4 separate regions of the Homo sapiens genome follow, and all the other regions are linked to region 2. A link is a contact called in ENCODE Hi-C or POLR2A ChIA-PET data. All regions are on one chromosome and are shown on one strand. The core of a region is the stretch at or near the end of the contact, and the rest is flanking DNA. Distances in the headings are between cores, read along the strand shown.

The links. Hi-C counts contacts between places; a loop is a spot of excess contacts on that map. ChIA-PET counts read pairs that join two places held with the same protein, here RNA polymerase II (POLR2A). Pooled maps may share reads with other maps.
Region 1: a pooled map shows a loop between it and region 2 (2.9-fold over the local background). The contact joins two enhancer-like sites. A Hi-C loop is called at or near these places in 3 of 37 single-sample maps with no recorded cell type and 4 of 50 pooled maps. POLR2A ChIA-PET finds 5 or more read pairs at or near these places in 1 of 52 experiments (GM12878).
Region 3: a loop to region 2 is called in a pooled map, with 1.9 times the contacts of the local background. The contact joins two enhancer-like sites. A Hi-C loop is called at or near these places in 1 of 168 maps with a recorded cell type or tissue (K562), 1 of 37 single-sample maps with no recorded cell type and 4 of 50 pooled maps. POLR2A ChIA-PET finds 5 or more read pairs at or near these places in 3 of 52 experiments (AG04450, B cell and IMR-90).
Region 4: a pooled map shows a loop between it and region 2 (2.3-fold over the local background). The contact joins two enhancer-like sites. A Hi-C loop is called at or near these places in 1 of 168 maps with a recorded cell type or tissue (B cell) and 2 of 50 pooled maps. POLR2A ChIA-PET finds 5 or more read pairs at or near these places in 2 of 52 experiments (BJ and H1).

The regions. Positions count from the first base shown.
Region 1 is chr6:155,084,233-155,087,296 of GRCh38, forward strand. The region is part of intron 1 of TIAM2 (TIAM Rac1 associated GEF 2); the gene reads left to right. Among named protein-coding and RNA genes, the nearest start is that of TIAM2, 90 kb to the left of the region's middle. Within about 2 kb of position 1,544, at least 4 of the 41 ENCODE cell types and tissues checked have a DNase peak (open chromatin) inside an H3K27ac peak, as active enhancers do.
Region 2 is chr6:154,682,838-154,686,105 of GRCh38, forward strand. No RefSeq gene overlaps it. Among named protein-coding and RNA genes, the nearest start is that of SCAF8, 49 kb to the right of the region's middle. Within about 2 kb of position 1,439, at least 4 of the 41 ENCODE cell types and tissues checked have a DNase peak (open chromatin) inside an H3K27ac peak, as active enhancers do; they include B cell, where a contact is called at or near this core.
Region 3 is chr6:155,140,849-155,143,866 of GRCh38, forward strand. All of the region lies in intron 5 of TIAM2 (TIAM Rac1 associated GEF 2), which reads left to right. Among named protein-coding and RNA genes, the nearest start is that of CLDN20, 120 kb to the right of the region's middle. Within about 2 kb of position 1,668, at least 3 of the 41 ENCODE cell types and tissues checked have a DNase peak (open chromatin) inside an H3K27ac peak, as active enhancers do.
Region 4 is chr6:154,949,577-154,952,574 of GRCh38, forward strand. No RefSeq gene overlaps it. Among named protein-coding and RNA genes, the nearest start is that of TIAM2, 44 kb to the right of the region's middle. RefSeq lists an enhancer at 1,784-2,284. Within about 2 kb of position 1,620, at least 4 of the 41 ENCODE cell types and tissues checked have a DNase peak (open chromatin) inside an H3K27ac peak, as active enhancers do; they include B cell, where a contact is called at or near this core.

The DNA of each region.
Region 1 (3,064 bases), core at 294-2,793, 400 kb after region 2:
CCTCTTACCCCCACCCCCAACCATGTTCCCCACCACACGTGTTGGGACTAATGGCTTGCTTGTGTACAGGCAAGATCAGAAGCAAGCTGTGTCACCATCGTATTTCCAGCACTTAGCATAGTGACTTGAACAGAATAGATATTCAACAAATACTTCTTGAATTGAATGTCATTAACTAAAAAATAGTGCTAACTTTTGTATCCTTGAGTTTTGTCACTGGATACGTGAACCCTTGTGGGACTCCCAGGAAAGACTTACTCTAAACAGGAGCCAGATTGACTGATGTGATCACCAGCCTAGGGAGAGCAGTGAACAAAATGGGTATACCTTGTTCTCCTTCTAGCTGGCCATTGATTTTTTTTGGTGTTTCACATGGGCTGTTTTATAAATAACAACGGTCTTTTTGTAACTTGGCTTACAGTACTCAGTAAATACTGTGCTCCATGTGTATAGGAGTCTGTCCTTTGGGGAGGATAGACTGAAACTTGCTGTTTTCATTGTAATTAGTCATCCCTTTGTCATGAATGGCAGCTTCTCTCCCATTCTATAGTCTACTGGGTAACTCTACAGTTTTCCTTTGTTGAGTGCAGCATCTGATTCCATTAGTTCTTTGTGCAGGAACAGTGCATTAGTGTGGACGTGGGAGGCTGGTGAAAATTGTTATTTAAGGCATACCACATTATGATGTAGTCTTACCTAATGCCTTGGAATAAGAGTCACAGAATGGTTTGTTCATTATGTCTGAAATCTCTACGGGCCCTGAGTGATGAGATAATAAGTAATCCACCTGTAAATGGAGACTCTGGAGGGCCCAGTTAGATCCTACAAACCTGGGTCACAGGAGGGGTTAAGGGAGATGGGAGTTACATTTCTCACTCCCAGTCCTGGAAAACATCCCACTTTCTGTATTGTTTTCTTACAAACATTGAGTCGAATCTCTGAATTGATAAGCTGCCTAGCTGATAACGAGGCTAAAGTAAACCCAGCAACTTTAAAACATGTTTTAAATTCAGGGAGATGGTGGCTACAAAGAAGATACAATTTGAAGAAGGCATGAATTTGAGAGAAAATTTTTAGTAACAAATGCATTCTACTTACGTAGAGGTGGGAGGCATGTTTGAAGGGCACAGGGTAAGTAGTAACTTTCTCTTTCCTTCCCCACCTTTTCTCATTGACCTGCATTGACAGTTGTGCTGCGTACTGTGGGCTTGCACACTGGTTCACCTGACAATGAAAGTTTTATAAACTCTGGGCACTCTGAACTTCACCCAGTCCTTGGCAGTAGGCTTCTAGATTGACTAATCATGTAGTATTTCTTAGATGTGGCCATTAAAAAAAAAAACAACTTTGTGATGTAGTTGAAGGTCTGGATTATATTCAGCTTTCGAGTAGGACATGGGGCAGAATCCCTAGCACTGTAAAAATAAAACCACTTTTCATCACAAAGCTCAAGGGAAAAGAATGTAAGGTGTGTTCATGTTAAATTAAAATTACACTGATGTCATGGTGCAAACAGGCAGCTCCAAGGCTGCGGGACTGGCTGGTTTTCATGCTGATAAAAGCATGAGCCATCAGTCTTGATTGATGACTCTGTCCACACGTGGCACCTATGTGCTGTGAGAGATACAAGCACTCTTTGTGTAAGCAAAAGCATAGCATTGCTTGAGTTTTATTATAGATATAGTTTACCTAGCACCACCTTGGATCTCATAGACTCACATACTCAAGGTGCCCTGTTTGATCTTTCTGTGGTCACAAGATATTGCAGTCCCGGCCCACTGCAAATTCTCCCTTAAAATGGGACTTTCCCTGGCAGCGAAGCCCAGTCTCCACTGTTGAAAGAATAGCCACTTGCTGGATTGCAGTCCAGCTCAGGGAAGCTTCATTGTTCACGTGGCACTGGAGCATGTGAGGAACGCAGAGAGGGTCCTGAGGAAGGCGCTGAGATCCAAGGAAGAGCATTCTTGGAACCAGTAACTTGTCATTGCTGGAAACAGAGCTGTTGTAGCTGTTTGGAGATCTGAGTTCTAGTCTTAGCTCTTTCCCGCTGTCTACATGAGAGGTCTACTTGATCTTTACTGGACTTCACTTTCTTCATCTGCAAAGTGAACAGGGATGAAGTCAATGTGCTCTAAGCTTAAATATTCTATAATCCTGCTTAAAATCATTTCCATCCAAAATGACCTGTAGTTGGCCGGGCACGGCGACTTACACCTGTAATCCCAGCACTTTGGAAGGCTGAGGCGGGTGGATCACCTGAGGTCAGGAGTTCGAGACCAGCCTGACCAACATGGCAAAACCCCATCTCTACTAAAAATACAAAAATTAGACAAGTGTGGTGGCGTGCACCTGTAATCCCGGCTACTCAGGAGGCTGAGGCGGGAGAATTGCTTGAACCTAGGAGGCAGAGGTTGCAGTGAGCTGAGATCGCGCCACTGTACTCCAGCCTGGGCAACAGAGTGAGGCTCCATCTTGGAAAAAAAAAAAAAAAACCCCAACAAAAACCACCAAAATGACCAGTAGTTAAGCTGCAGCTTCCTCTTTAACTCAAGTTATGGCGATATGATGGAAAAGCAAGCCAAGCCACATATTAATCACGTTGTATTAGCAATTTGACGAATCAGTTATTTCATGAACACATTTATTAAGCACCCATGAGTAAGGAATTGTGTCAGGCACCAGGGAAACAAAGTACTTCACTTTCAAAGCAGTTCTAGTAAAGGGGAAAGGTAAGTGAGTTCTAGTAAAGGAGACAAATGAGTGAAAAAGAAATAATTGCGAGGCAATTGCCTATATCAGAAAGAGTGGTGAGGTGAAGGAGGGAGCAATAACCCTGTGAGGTTCGGGGTATGATGGTAGGTGATCAGAGGAAGAGACACTTAAGCTGGGTCTTGAGGGGCAATTAGGAGTTCTCCAGGGAGGTGTTCCCTGTAGAGAACAGTATATGCAAAGGCATAGAAACCAAAAAACATGAAATCACATGGTATTTGGAATGAACATGTGGAAAGTTCTGTTATGTAACAGATGCTTGAGATCCAACATTATTATCATTGGAAACATTAAA
Region 2 (3,268 bases), core at 189-2,688:
CAACTTCCGCAGATAATGCCTAAGTTTCCCGATATAGTTCTACCAGTTTACACTCACAGTGTATGAGATTTCTCATTTCTTCTTGTCCTTACCCAGAATGGTATTGTTTACTCTTTAAACTTTGTCCCTTGGGCATGTTGTGGTATCTCATTGCCATTATAATTTGCATTATAATTTGACTAATGAATTTGGACCCCCTTTCAAACGTTTATTGGTCGTTAAGTTATCATTCAAGTCTCTTGGTCACTTTCTATGAGGTTGTCTAATTTGTAGAGAGGTTCTTTGTATATTATAAATATAAGTATTTACTCGATTACACCAATTGCAAACACCCTCTCCTACTGCTTGGTTTGCCTTTTCATAACTTTAATTGTGTTTTGTTGAAAAACAGAAAGTTAATGAAGTATAATTTCTCAATTTTGTTTTTAGTTTTTCCTTATTTTTGCCCTCAGTCTCCTCTCCAATATTTGTTTTTATTTTTTATTTAACAATTTCTCAATTACTTTCTTTGAGAGGGCCTTCTACGTCCTGTTTAAGACATATTTCCACATCCAAAGTTATGAATATTTTTTCTATTTTATCTTCCAGGAGCTTTACTGCTTTCTCTTTCATAAATTACAACTCACCTGGAATTAGTTTTTTTGAATGGTGGGAAGTATGGGAGGTATAGGAAAAGTTTTATTGTTCCATATAGCTTTACAACTGACCTCGCATCATTTATTGAAAGGACTGAGCTTTCCTTACTGCTGTGTGTGTGTATGTAAGCGTGTGTTTGAAGACTACTAGTGTGAATGAAAATATCAATACTTCATATCAATACTTCATGAGTTGATTATTATAAGTGGTCACAAATAGATTCAAATACATTTGAATTTTTATTTGCTCAGTTACAATTGAGTTATACCCCATAAGAAAAGCAGAGAAAAAAGAAAAGGCAGATAAGGTTAAGACAATTAGAAACAGAAAAAGAAGGCTGAACCACATATAAAAGGGATTCCAGGGACAAGGAAATGAGTCAGAGCCTCCTAGATTTGCTCACAGAAAAAAATAAAAAAGAGAAAATATAGTATAATTAAACCTAGCTCATGGCCACAGGAAGGAGTTGAGAAGTTTGAACACATCCAGATCTCAAGAGTGGCGAGGTGTGTGGTTGTTATTTAAGTACAATTTAAACCTGAGACTGAATGAAGAGCCCATAAATCACTAGTAGAGACTGGACAGGGGCCACCCCAAGCAGTAAATTACTAAAGCAAGTGAGGACAGCAATATTCAATGAGGATATATTAAAAAACAAACAAACAGATTGATTACTGTGTAAATGTATCAATGTGCTCTCTACCCCCCACTCTAAACTTCCTCCCCGTATTAACTACAGGGAAATCATACTCATCAAATTTAGATTCTGGTAGCTCATACTTAAGTGGAAGGCAAAAAGGCATTGAAGAGTGAAAGTAGAAAGAGTTTCACTTGATACATCTTTTTCACTTTCAAAAAAGGAAGTGTCAGTTTCTGTCTCTGGCTGGTGATTGCGGAAAGAGAATGAAGAAGTTTATAACAAGGCACACATGGGGATGGGAAAGGGAGGGACTTTATTTCATAGCAGATAACAGCCACAATCATAATATACTAGCCTACTTCAGTTTATTAGCAATAGTTCTTTTTTTTTTTGAGACGGAGTCTTGCACTGTCACCCAGGTTGGAGTGCAGTGGCACTGTCTTGGCTCACTGCAACCTCTGTCTCCTGGGTTCAAGCAATTCTCCTGCCTCAGCCGCCCAAGTAGCTGGGATTACAGGTGTGCACCACCACAGCCAGCTAATTTTTATATTTTTAGTAGCGAACGGTTTTTGCCATGTTGACCAGGCTGGTCTCGAACTCCTGACCTCAGGTGATCCGCCTGCCTCAGCCTCCCAAAGGGCTGAAATTACAGGTGTGAGCCACCATGCCCGGCCAGGAATAATTCTTTAGGTCATTTTTAGACACCTGATTTACTCAATTTACTCACTAAGACCAGTTGGTGGTCATATATAGAGCTTTCAGATGAGGGGGAAACATCCCCTTTAAGATGAAAAAAAAGTCTATTATTCCTTACATTAACTTAAGCATCATCCACTATACCTGATATCTGCAAATTTTGAGTCTCTCCAAAGTACTGCAGAGTGGATTGGCTCTCTCTTAGCAGTACCCCTATTGCCCAGGCTGGAGTACAGTGGTGTGATCTCAGCTCACTGCAGCCTCCACCTCCTGGGCTCAAGCAATCCTCCCACCTCAGCCTCCCAAGTAGCTGGGACTACAGGCCTACACCACCACACCCAGCTGGTTATTTTTTATTTTTTCTAGTTACAGTATCTCATTATGTTGTCCAGGCTGGTCTCAAATTCCTGGCCTCAAGTGATCCTCCCACCTCGGTCTCCCAAAGTGCTGGGATTATAGGCATGAGCCACCATGCCTCACCTCTTTTTTTAATATGGAAGATATGACAGAGGCTCTGAATTAGTAGAGGATTTATTGATCACTGTTGATTGTCTGATTTGCACTCATTCACTATATATTTACCACTGACTTCTTACCACATAGCAAGTACAACTGCTCAAAGCACTGAAAAGCATGAGACTGGAGGGGTGCAATGGCTCACACCTGTAATCCCAGCACTTTGGGAGGTCACAAGGGCAGATTGCCTGAGGCCAGGAGTTTGAGACCAGCCTGGGCAACATAGTGAGACCCCCTGTTAATACAAAAAAATTAAAAAATTAGCTGGGCATGGTGGGACGCTGGAATTAATACAAAAAAATTTAAAAAATTAGCTGGGCACACTGGTAGTCCCAGCTACTTAGGAGGCTGAGATGGAAGATCTCTTGAATCCGGGAGGTTGATGCTGCAGTGACCTATGATCATGCCACTGCACTCTAGCCTGGGTGACAGAGACTCTGACTTAAAAAAAAAAAAAGTGAGACCCCTCCAAAAGTTCTCATATTCTCTCTTTTTTTTTTTTCTTGAGACAGAGTCTTGCTCTGTCGACCAGGCTGGAGTGCAGTGACATGATCTCAGCTCACTGCAACCTCCGCCTCCCATGTTCAAGCAATTCTCCTGCCTCAGCCTCTGTAGTAGCTGGGATTACAAGTGCGCACCACCACACCCAGCTAATTTTTGTATTTTCAGTAGAGACGGGGTTTTGCCATGTTGGCCAGGCTGGTCTCAAACTCTTGACCTCACGTGATCCACCTGCCTCAGCCTCCCAAAGTGCTGGGATTATAGGCGTGAGCCACCACG
Region 3 (3,018 bases), core at 418-2,917, 460 kb after region 2:
AGTGACAGCCATGGGCACGTGGAAAGATGCTCCCTTTTTGATTTCTGTGCTACTGACCACATTTGTCCAGAGCCAAATTGTCGCAGGCTTCTTGAGGGAAACTCAGGCAGATATCACTTAAGGGCTGGAAGAGCTGATTGGCAGCTTCCTGTATTTTATCCCAAAAGGTAGACCAGGAACTTCTGGCTACCAACTTCAGGGGTAGTGATGGGCCTGAGTTGTCACTGAGCATTGCTAGATTTGTAGTCTTGGCTAGGTCCTGCTTTCCTGGTGTTTGCTTGTAAAACACTTCAAGATCCATGGATAAAGGGTGCTTTGTAGTATAAATGTTATCAAGCACACATTTCTTCCTTTCCTTTGCAGCCAAGGCAAGACTTGTGATAAAGATGTTTTTTTCCCCAGCGTAACCTTTTCCATGTGGCTTTCTACACCTCTTTCCTCTGGGAATTCAGTATGTTGAGTTCTAATTTCTTGGCTTAGAATCCAAGTTGTAATGTTTGGACTTAACTGTTTGGTTTAATCTTAGTTAAAAACACATATATGTGTACACACACACACACACACACACACTCTTAAGCCTAATTTTTAAATTATCCTTAAAGTATCCATGTAAATAAATGGGAGACAGTTTTCTGGAGAGAGCCGTTATTAACAAACCATCTGGTTATCTGCCTACCTGGAATGTATAGGTATATGAGGGACGTACATGTTTTTCAAGGCTTTGGAGGATGTAATAAATTTTCAACAAGGGTAATTCTGCTTTCCATTTGTCTTTTCCAGTGAGTGGATTTTCATGCAGTTCACTGGGGACTTCCTGGGCTGAAGAGTTGGCAAGGTCATTAAACATATCCCTCAAAATGTGCAACAGACTGAGTGATAGTCAGTGTCAGGGGAGGAGTTCATAAACTAATTTTAGAATACTGGTGATTCTGCCCTGAGATGGGCCAGCAGCAGGGATGGGAGATCAAAAGGGTCTCATAGAAAAGGTGGATTTGAGGGAAAACCAAGACTAATTGCCCTCTTTCCCCTGGGTGAGATTTCTACTAATATTACGTCTCTATTCTTGTACTGCCATTGCTATGCCAATCTGTTTTCTCTTTCTGCTACCATAGCAAGAACGTCCAGTGTCAACGACCCCTCCAAGCCAAGACCAGCGCTTGGTAGGGACTGGACAGGGCTGGGGGCCCCCAGCACCGGGGTGAACGGCAAGGCAGGGCTGGTGGCCCCCAGCATCGGGGTGAACGGCAAAGGCAGGGTTGGGGGCCCCCAGCACCGGGGTGAATGGCAGAGGCTTCACTGACACGGGTGCAGCCCGTTTCCACTGGCCCCAGTGCACCCTTAGAGATGCAGAGTCCCGTGAAGTTGAACTTGATGTCATAGAGTTAAGATTGATTTCCTGATTTTTTAAATTTGATAGCCACAAAATTCTGCCTATTGTTTTACTTCCTGGCCTGGCTCTAATGTGAAATGTCCTGTTTTGATTTCATGCCTCCAAGTTAGAGCGGTAGTCTGTTGTCCATGGGTTGTTAGGTTTGGTGACATTTTGGCATTGGCCCAAGGTTTGCATTCATTTCCTCTAGATGCCACGATTTAAACCATGGCTGTTGGAATTCCAGTGTTAGGGAAGCTGGGAAGTGAACGTGAACCCATTGGAAAGAATTTGGACGTGTGTGCAGCTGGAGCTGCTCTGCCCCTTTGCCCTGGTCCTCGGGCCCCGGGTCATGGCTTGTAGCATGTGCAACAGTAGCATCAGATGGGCCTTACTCGATGAGAAGACTTGGTTTATAGTTTAACTGCTGCATCAGTGGCTGGAAAAAGATACTGGCCAGGCCTGCAAGAAGCAGCTCTGGCTGTAAACCTCTTGCTACTTTCCCTTGTTTGTAATACTTGAGTTCTGTCAGCCTGTTAGTTTGGATGAGTTTTATTTGCGGGGAGGAGCAAATGCGCAGTTTCTTGAGATCATAAAGTACCATGGAGGGAGAAAGTACTGCTTCCGAAGTCCAAGCTTGGAGCAGGCATCTTTCTCTCTTGGCTTCTATGTGCTGTTATCGGTTCTATTGTATAAACTTGTTTGTTCATATCAAGACTTATTTTTAAAGGAAGTAATGAAATTGGAAAGACTGAAATAGTTTTCAAAACGTCTGAACTTTTATGAATGAGGATGCAAACACAGTAGTAGGATAAAGTACCGTGAAGTGGGCCCCAGGCATTTGTTTACAGTGAAGGCAGGCTGGTGTTTCTTTCCTGTCAATGTGAAAGGCACTTGCGAAGCACCCAGATGGTGGTCATGTCATTGTTATTCGTATGCTGGAGGTTGCCACATGAGAAGTGGTCAAAAAAGTTTATTGGATACAGATTTGAGGGGATAGTTAACCTATACAAGAGGACACATTTGTGAGCATTTTAGAAGCATTAGTTTGCTTAAAAATTGTGTCTAATAATTATAATGCAATTTCTAATTAATGAAGCAAACTCTTAATAACTTCTACCTGCAATACTTTATTTGCTTATGAGGGGAAGAGTAAGTACTTAAAAGCATATGTTGCAGTATTTTTAGAGTAACGTTTGAAAATTCAGGCACATTTAGTTTCACTTTTCTCCCTTAGTCTAAGTAATGTTTTCTATTAGTTTCACTTTTCTCCCTTAGCCTAAGTAATGTTTTCTATTACTGTGAGATAAAAGGAAATACTAAAAATTAAGTTATTTTACATGGCATTTGGAGAACAAACCGGGTACTTTCTCATAAATGGCAAAGTCCCCTAGGTATGTTCAGTTTCTTGTTCCCATTGATGGTCAACGGAGTGAGTGAGTGTGGGATTTTCTGTGGCCTCTTACATTGAGATTCCCTAAATAATGTGGTGTTGTGCTTAAGGATGAGGGCTTTGGGGCCAGAGGGCCTGAGTTCACATCCCTGCTGCTCCACAGTGCAGCGGTGGGACCCCTGCAAGGAATTCGATCTCTCAGTTTTCTCATTTTTAGTGTGAAAGGAAAATAAAACCTGGGGACCCCAATTCCTGA
Region 4 (2,998 bases), core at 370-2,869, 270 kb after region 2:
GGTGTAACTTTTGCAGACCCGTAGAGGTACTGCCTTGGTGATCTTGGATAAGATCCAAGAGAATTCCCTGGATTACCAGGCAGAGTCTCTCGTACCCTTCTCTTACTTTCCACCAAACAAATGGAATCACTTTCTCCATGCTGAGCTGTCTAGATTTGGGGGATGGGTGGCACAAGCACTTACATCGCCATCACTGCTGAGAGTGTGTTGGGTCACACCTGAAGCCAGCACAATACTGGGTCTCACCCAAGGCCTGTGGTGACCTGATATTTATTCAATGCCCAAGAGCTTTTTAGTTGGCTGGTGGTGAATTCTTCTGGGACTGTCTTTTGCTTCAGGGCAGTGGGTTCCCTTCTGGCCCAGGGTGGGTCTAGAAATGTCACCCAGGAGCTATGGCCTCGAATGGGGGCTTCAGGACTTTAGTGCTTTATTTTACTGTGGCTAAGCTGGTGTTCAAGTTGCAAGATAAAGTCCTCTTTAAGTCCTCTTTACTCTTTCCTCTCCTCTTGGAATTGCGAGCTGTGCTGCCTGGGGTTGGGGGACAGGCCTTGGCCATGTCAGCTAGTGTTTCACTGGGTTGCATGCACACCAAGCCTACTGGCTCCAAGGTCGGCCCAGTACTGCGACTTGCCCAGGAATTGTGGTCCTTGTGGCCTAAACTGTCTTTCAAGTTTATTTAGTACCCCAGAGCACTTGAGCCTGCAGTGGCAGGGCTTGCTAGAACTCCGGTTCTGACTACCAAGACGAACCCTTCTCCTCCAGCTAGGACTGGTCTAAATGCTCCCTCCATGGGCACCAGCCTAATTCTGCCCTGTGTTGCTTTCCACTGTATCAGGGCAGCACTGAGTTGCAATGCAAAGCTCCATAATGACTTCCCTCTCCCTCTTCCAAAGACACAGATTCTCTGCATCATGCTGCGCTCCTAGGGGAAGGGCGAAGGGTAGTGTGAGCAATTCAAGGCTGTCTTTCCCACCCTCTTCAGTGCCTCTTCCTTGATATGATGTTAAAACCAGGTACTGTGATTGCTCACCTTATTTTCTGGTTCTTTTGAAGGTGCTGTCTTCTGTGGATAATAGTTCAATTTGGTGTTCTTGAGGGGTGAGGTTGGAGGGGACAGGGTGGGATGATAGCTGGAGGGTTCTGTTTGGCCATCTTGCTCTCTTTATAGTTATTCTTCATTAAATAGAATCACCAAGGCAGGAAGGTGTCATTACTGCTTTGATTCCAGATGCCTCTAGGCTCGTAGGCCATTTGAAGGCTTCCAAAGCTCTGGCGATAGAATAGATTCCTTCATGGACCCCCATTCCTACTCCTCTACAGTATCCATGCCACGTGAAGATAGCAGTAGGAGAAGATTCCTCCAGCTTCCTCCAGAGTGTGAAGGGGGTGCTGAGGATGGAGCTTCTGAGCCTGAATCTCTGCCGACTCAGGAGACGTCAGAGTCTGTGTTCCGTGACTGGCTCCCCAGCAATCTCACCAGATGTGCTTAGATTTGGGTGGACTCAGTCACGCTGCCCAAAGCTGCATTCACTCATAGGGAGAGCAAGGGACCCACAGTACTGCTGCCATGTCCCTTTGAGGTGGCCTCTGTGTGCACCTGCTGGTCCTCCAGCCCAGTCTGCTCTCTGTACACAATCCCCATGAGCAGCATGAGTGCCAAGAACTGCTCAGTGCTCAGGTCTGGCACCTGGGCTTCTTTCACGTGCTCATAAGGCAGCCAGCGTGTTTCCCTAGGTACCCCGGAGGCTTTGGGCACAGAGGACCACACGTCCAGAAGTTTGGGCCATTCACATGTGTGCCATGTGGACCTCTCTGGAGAAGAGAGCTGGGTGCACATCTCAGCGTGTGCAATGGGCATGAGTGTGTTTGGCAAGCATGCTCAGGATGAAGATCACCCCCTCCTTTATCCCACTGCTTCCTGTAGCTTCCAAACCACCTCCTCAGAAGTGTCATCTCCAGCCACTGCTTCCTGTAGCTTCCAAACAGCCTCCTCAGAAGTGTCACCTCCAGCCACTGCTTCCTGTAGCTTCCAAACGGCCTCCTCAGAAGTGTCACCTCCAGCCACTGCTTCCTGTAGCTTCCAAACGGCCTCCTCAGAAGTGTCACCTCCAGCCACTGCTTCCTGTAGCTTCCAAACGGCCTCCTCAGAAGTGTCACCTGCAGCCACTGCTTCCTGCTCTTTCACATTTTCTTTCTTCTTTGTCTGTGCTCTGTGGTTTGGCATCTGCCCCAGCTGCTCTGCTGCCGTCTTGTCTACCATCCATGCATGAATGACTTCCTTAAAAACACCGCCTTGTCTTTCCGTGGTCCTTCTCCTTTTCCTTCCTTCCAAAGTTGTCACCGTGGACCTCCTCTTCCACCCCCGTTCAGGAAACTGTTCCCTCAGGCTCACCTGACCTAGCCCTTTCCAGTTTCCTTAGCACCTGGGCAGGTCCTTCCGGGTGACTCATCCCATCCTAGCAAGCAGATTTTGGGGACATACCTAAGAGCTCTCCCCTGTTCTTCTGGTGAAGCATTTTCTCTTTTCAGAGAAGTCACTGCAAGCCAGGGTGACTTGCTGATTTGAATCTTCAGCCCTGACTCCTCTTCTGAGTTATAATTACTGCCTGGACATTGCACCCTGGGGGATCTATTCAGACTGAACATGACCAACGGTGAACTTGTCTCCCCCACCTTCTGTCCTGCCCCAAATCCTCACCCTAGTATCTGTTAGGAGGGCACCTCTTTCAGCCCTCCAACCTCTAGAGCCAACTTTGACCCTTCCATATCCTTCTTCCCCTGGAAAGGGACACCAAGTTCTGCTTTTCCTTGAAAATCCTTTAGATTTGCCTCTAGTCTCTGTCCTTGTGACCTCTGGCAATAGCTTCTGCTCTGGGCTCCCGCTCCAGTGCCCCATTTCTGGACTTCAACACAATTTGTTTTCTTTTCTTTTCCTTTTTTTTGAGACCAAGTCTCACTCTGTCACCCAGGCTGGAGTGCAGTGGTGCGATCTCGGCTC